Regions from separate parts of the Homo sapiens genome. Here region 2 is linked to region 1. Evidence: chromatin loops called from intact Hi-C (ENCODE). Cell type or tissue: gastrocnemius medialis. All regions are shown on one strand. Each heading gives the region's core, and the rest is flanking DNA. Links, peaks and the distances in the headings are about the cores only.

The links. Hi-C counts contacts between places; a loop is a spot of excess contacts. Peaks named below come from ENCODE experiments on the same cell type or tissue, not always from the same donor. Only the 100,000 strongest peaks of a DNase experiment are listed, where the experiment ranks them.
Region 2: a loop joins it to region 1, with 5 times the contacts of the local background. A loop is called at or near these places in 10 of 110 quality-filtered maps.

What each region holds. Positions count from the first base shown.
Region 1 is chr9:79,128,587-79,131,510 of GRCh38, forward strand. No RefSeq gene overlaps it. Among named protein-coding and RNA genes, the nearest start is that of LNCARSR, 440 kb to the right of the region's middle. In gastrocnemius medialis, for the core only: a CTCF peak has its summit at 1,491 (motif pointing right); no DNase peak of the experiment used is centred there.
Region 2 is chr9:79,231,226-79,234,149 of GRCh38, forward strand. No RefSeq gene overlaps it. Among named protein-coding and RNA genes, the nearest start is that of LNCARSR, 340 kb to the right of the region's middle. In gastrocnemius medialis, for the core only: no CTCF peak of the experiment used is centred there; no DNase peak of the experiment used is centred there.

The DNA.
Region 1 (2,924 bases), core at 200-2,699:
TCTTGTGTTGTACACAATAATGCTATGAGTTGGAATCACCATTAACCCTCTTTTATAGATGAGAGCACTGAGTTTCCTTTGAAACTGTCCTGAAGATTCCTGCTAAGGTGCTGAGAAATGCCAAAACTGTTCTGTTCCAAGTCTGTTCTTGGAACATTCCCAAGGTCATCAAAAATGGTGGATCTGGGATTTAAATCCAGGCCTGGGCACCAGAAAGCCCAGGATCTCAGCTACTGTCAGAGAGATGAGTCTGCTCTTTGTTTACCTCTGTTCCAGCATCCCTCTCCTAGCTGTCTTGTTGTACCTACCATTCAGAATCCATGAAAATTTAGGGTGCCCATCTCCATGTGTGTTCACAAGGTATCTATTATAATTGAAACCTCATAACAACCATGTTAGATGAGTCAGGTTATCACCTTGATGTTACAGATGAGCAAACTGAGACTTAGGAAGTAGAAGAAAGTTTCTCCAGATCAAACCACAGAGCTAATACAGCACCAGAGCTGACATATGAACCCCAGCCTTCACTTAAGTTAAAACTTTATAAATTCCGGTAAAAGACTCTGGTGGCATGGATATTTTATCTACAGCATCTCAGCCCGGCTAATCTTGTTGGAGCTAGCTAGCAGGACACACAGAAGGACACAGGTCGTGTAGCTTCAATGCACTGGGCTGCCATTGCTTTTTGGGCTTTCAGTCTACCTGCATTTCCAATGAGAATATTCATTTGTTTTCTCCATATCCTAGTAAATTCTTCAGATTCTTATTTTAAGCAACAACTTTCTGTAACATAATGATAGCATTTCTGCACACAGCACATAGCCCTTTCTGAATTTTGAATAAAAAGACTGATATAATTGTCAAATCTCCCCATCCTGATGAAAAGAGAAGGCTAGGAGGACAGACTTGGAACAGAACAGCTTTGACATTTGTCAGCTCATTAGCAGGAACCTTCAGGACACATTTCCACTCTTGGTGGTCAGTCGCACTCAGTGTTAACACAAAGGGACTGGCCCTCTAGGCATAGAAGAAACTTTATTTTCCCATTAAAATATAATTGCATAAAGAGATTTGGAATTAAAGCCAAAATTGGGCTTGCCAGACATAAAACATATCATGCTTAGTTTGACTACTTAAGGGGTAACAACTGCTGTTTTGAGCAACAGTTCTTTGGGGCCATTCTTTGCATAGAAATATTCAACATAATCTTTAATTGTGCTAAGTGGTGTGAAGGGGAAACCAGCTTCAAGGCTAATATGATAATGAGTATTATCTGAGAGACCAGAAAAAAGGCGGTTCGGAATATAATCTTTCATGCTTTTTTGTTGTTGTTCAGCTAAAAATAAAAGCCTCGTTAAAGAGAGTTTTAAATGAATTATACTTCTCCATTTCTCTCACAATTAATTTTTGTGCAGCCCAATTGCAATTTGCAATTCTGATGCTTTTACCCTGAGCAGAGCAGCGTAAATTGGTTGGAAAACGGCAGAGGGCAGTGCTGAGCTGAAGCTGGCTCTGGAAACTTGCTTCTGGCTATAAAATTGTGCCTGTTATTAGATGAAATCTTAGGACTAACTTAGCCACAGAGGAAATTAAACTGCTAATTATGTGTGTCTAAATCACTAAAAATGGGTCCAGTTGTTGCTCAAGATTTCAGAAACACCCACCTCTTCTCTTTCTATTTAAAATATGTAATTATGCCTGGAAATAGTACCTATTAACAATTTTATACAAATTTTAAAAATCTTTTAGAGTTATCTGTTTGCATAGCTTGTCAATTGCTTGGTAAATAAACAAAAGATTGGTGGTTTTAGTTTCGTGGGGTTTTTAATTGTTCATGTCCATGTCTTCATCGGGGTACTCCATGTTCAGGTACGTAGAGTAGAGTTCCAATGGATTCAGACAAAATAACCACATTATTTTTATAGCACTTTCTCAAAAACAGATTTCTATAGAGGCAAGCATTTCCAAGATTTGGAGAGAAACTGATTCTAATTTGGGGACAAAAAGCAACAATGATGGCATAAATGCCTGTATGCATTTAGGAAAGTGAGGTCATTGTAAATTTTCCTCATGATCAGGAAAAACAACAAACAAACAAACAAAACAAAACAAAACAAAACCAGACATCTCAGAGTAAATGTGGAGTCCATGACCAGCAAAGACCATTTTAGGTTCCTTGTGCTGTGCCAGGCAGCCTGGTGGCTGTCCATAGATGATCAGATAAGCAAAAGGGAAAGAAATTTGATACAAAGTCTTAACAAAATATGACTGGAAACTGAAAGTGAATATATATGCTATGTTGAATAATTTGAGTAATTTGCATGGTTCAGGGCCTTTAGTTTGCAAATAGTTTTTCATGTATTATATATCTCTTTTAAGGCCTTACTACTCACAGTATGTTCCCTAGACCAGTTTCATCACTTGGAAGCTTGTTAGAGATGCAGAATCGTCATCTGCTAAGTCAGAGTCTGTATTTTAATAGGTCTATAGATGATTTGGTTGCACCCTTATGTTTGAGAAACACTATTTTAGGGTTCTATTTCCAATAATTTGCTTTCCCTGAAAGGGGCATCCCTTCTACTTTTAGTATAGAGATGGTTCATAAAGCCTAGAACAGCAAACTGTCATTTAGAATCAATTATAAGAAGTCCCATTTGTGGTTGTAGTTGTTTTCCTCTTTGCAACAAATAAAGACTTTTACCATCTGTAAAGAATGCTTTTTTCCAGCTGGTTTTATCTGGACCTAAAACATCAGCTGGTCATTATTTGAAGAGAACCCGGGAAGAATGAATGCACTCAGATGACATGGTATTTGCATATTCCTTTTCAGGGTTTCTTGTCATGCTGAGGATGGTGGATGTCATAGTTCGCCACCCCTCCCATTGGCTTAGCCCTCCAAGCTCATTCTATGCCATTTACAGGTT
Region 2 (2,924 bases), core at 329-2,828, 100 kb after region 1:
TTCTGCAATTGAAAGTGAACATTCATTCAGTACATTATTATAAAGTTTCAGAATAACATGGCTCAAGAGGAGTTGACAAATATGTCCAAAGAGGAGAAACATATTAATAAAACATATCACAAAAGATTAGGAATCAATATGGCACTGGATTTCTCAAAAGCAAAGTTGAAAGATAGAAGATGATTATTAAATCCCTTTGAAGAACACAAAACCAAACACTGCATATTCTCACTCATAAGTGGAGGTTGAAAAATGAGAACACATGGACAAAGGGAGAGGAACAACACACACCGGGGCCAGTGAGTGGGTGTGGGGTGAGGGGAGGGAGAACATTAGGACAAACAGCTAATGCATGTGGGGCTTAAAACCTAGATGATGGGTTGATAGGCGCAGCAAACCACCATGACACACATATACCTATGTAACAAACCTACACATTCTGCACTTGTATCCCAGAACTTAAACTAAAGAATAATAACAAAAAGTGCTTTTGAAATTCTAGCCATGAATTTTGTGGAGTCAAACTATCAACCAAATGAGAAGATAGAAAAAAAAGACATTTTTTTCAGATATGCATATTTTAAGAAATGTAGCTCCCGTGAACCATTTATCAGAAATCCACTAGAAAATGTACTACACTAAAATGAGGTAATGAAGTAAAACCCTAGAATTACAGTGGTGCACCAGGACAAAAGAGCAAACAGGCAAAATTGGAGCAAGAATAAGATAGCTCTCAAAAAATTAAATAATAAAACTCACAGATTACCTGATGTTTTTGGATATTAAGTGAAGAATACACTGCTGTTGTTGGTTTTCTGTTTGTTTTTTGTTATTGTTTGTTTGTTTTAGACAAAGCCTCACTCTATTGCCCAGGCTGGAGTGCAGTAGCATGATAGGCTCATGGCACCTCAAACTCATAAGCTAAAGTGACTCCCCACACCAGCCTCTCAAGTAGCTGGGACTACAGGCACATGCCACCATATCTGGCTATTTTTAAAATAAAATTTTGGTAGAGACAGAGTCTCACTATGTTGCCCAGGCTGGTCTTGAACTCCCGGGCTCAAGAGATCTTCCTGCCTTGGCCTCTCAAAGTGTTGAGATTACAGGCATGTGCCAATGTGCCTGGCCAGGAATTGCAATTCTAAAGATAGTTTGTGAACAGTAAGTACTTAAAAAACTTGTAAAATTAAAAAGTAAGGCAATTACTAATTCCGGGAAAAACAAAAAGTAGTGCATATAAAAATGTAATTATTGTGTTTTACATGGTTCAACTATAGATAACACTCACAGAGTCATAACCATGTAAACACTATTTATTTATGTAAATTGTGACATAACTTCATTAGGTTTTTAGAAGGAGTAGAAGTGTGCCTTTTGGAGTTTGGGTTTGGGCAATGGGCAATAGGTAATATCTAAAATAACACTTAAAAAATAAAGATATTATTTAGAAATATAGAAGCAGATACCAGAAGTAAATGTAAGTAATGGTCACCTGCCAGAGACAGGAATCAAGAATCAGGGAGAAGTGAAGAAAGAAATGCTGTTTTATGTTACAAGCCTTTTGAAGCTGCAAGGCATTTAAAAGCATGCACATATATTCTCTGACGCCAAAAAATTAAAACATAAATTTGCAATTGACATATACTTGCGAAATTTCATTATAATTTTTATTAAATTTGCAACTAGTGGCAGGGACTGAAATAATGGCAACCTGAAGAGAAACAAGCAGATTGTTCTAGTTGACCGTATAAGCAAAAAGACTATGACTGAATGAATTTGCCATTAATTATTTCATTTGATAAATAAACCTTTAACACAACTTTATGTAAAGTGTTTGAAATTATAAAACATCAGCATTACAGTATACTGGAAATGGAAGGAGGCCTGAGCATTCTGAAATGTTGAAGGGTGAAGCTGATGTAAATTGGTGACAGAAGATTTTCTCCAAGGTGAGGAAATATAACCGAAATCACAGAATTTCCAATGAAAATGGATTAGCAAAGTGAAACTAATTTGCTAATGTGGCGCAGGACAAACCTTTTTTTTTTTTTTTTTTTTTTTTGGAGTCGGAGTCTCACTCTGTCGCCCAGACTGGAGTGCAGTGGTGCGATCTCGACTCACTGCAAGCTCCATCTTCCGGGTTCACGCCATTCTCCTGCCTCAGCCCCCGGAGTAGCTGGGACTACAGGCACCCGCCACCACGCCCGGCTAATTTTTTTTGTATTTTTAGTAGAGACAGGGTTTCACCCTGTTAGCCAGGATGGTCTCAATCTGCTGACCCTGTGATCCGCCTGCCTCGGTTTGGAGAGAACCAATGACAAGAGAAAAGGAAATTCACAATATGACTGAAATAAGTAACTAAAAGAACAGAAAATCAGAATAATTACATATGGTGCGTCCCCAAAGCAGATCACCTTAAATCAGGCATTTCAGATTCAGTTGAAAGGAGAAATAAAAACACCAAAATATAGCCTCTGGAGGGTGGTTACTTTCTCCAGTGCTTGCAGTTCTGGAATAGGTTGCCCCCTGCTGTTGGAGGTTAGGATGTGGTGGGGGCAGGAGAAGGGTGGAGTTCAGTTGGCCTCCCAAGGCTCTCCTCCTCACTACACCTAGAGCTTCAAGCAAAGCAGCTCTAGATTTGTGGACTGAGTTTCCCGATAAAATGTATGCTGGAAGAAATTGTTGCATGGCTGAAAATCAAGTTTGAAAAATGCTGGTCTATCTCAAATTCTTTATTTGGCAGGTACAGAAAGGGGAGCCTTTTAAGTAATCACTTATTCAAGGTGAAAAGAAATCTGATGGCAGGATTAGAACCAAAAGCCAGGCCTCTTAAAAGCTAATTAATTTGCTTTCTCCCACACCAATGATCCTGGCAATGTTGCCTTTCTGTTAAAGCAAATATATTTTATTAAATGATATGTAAA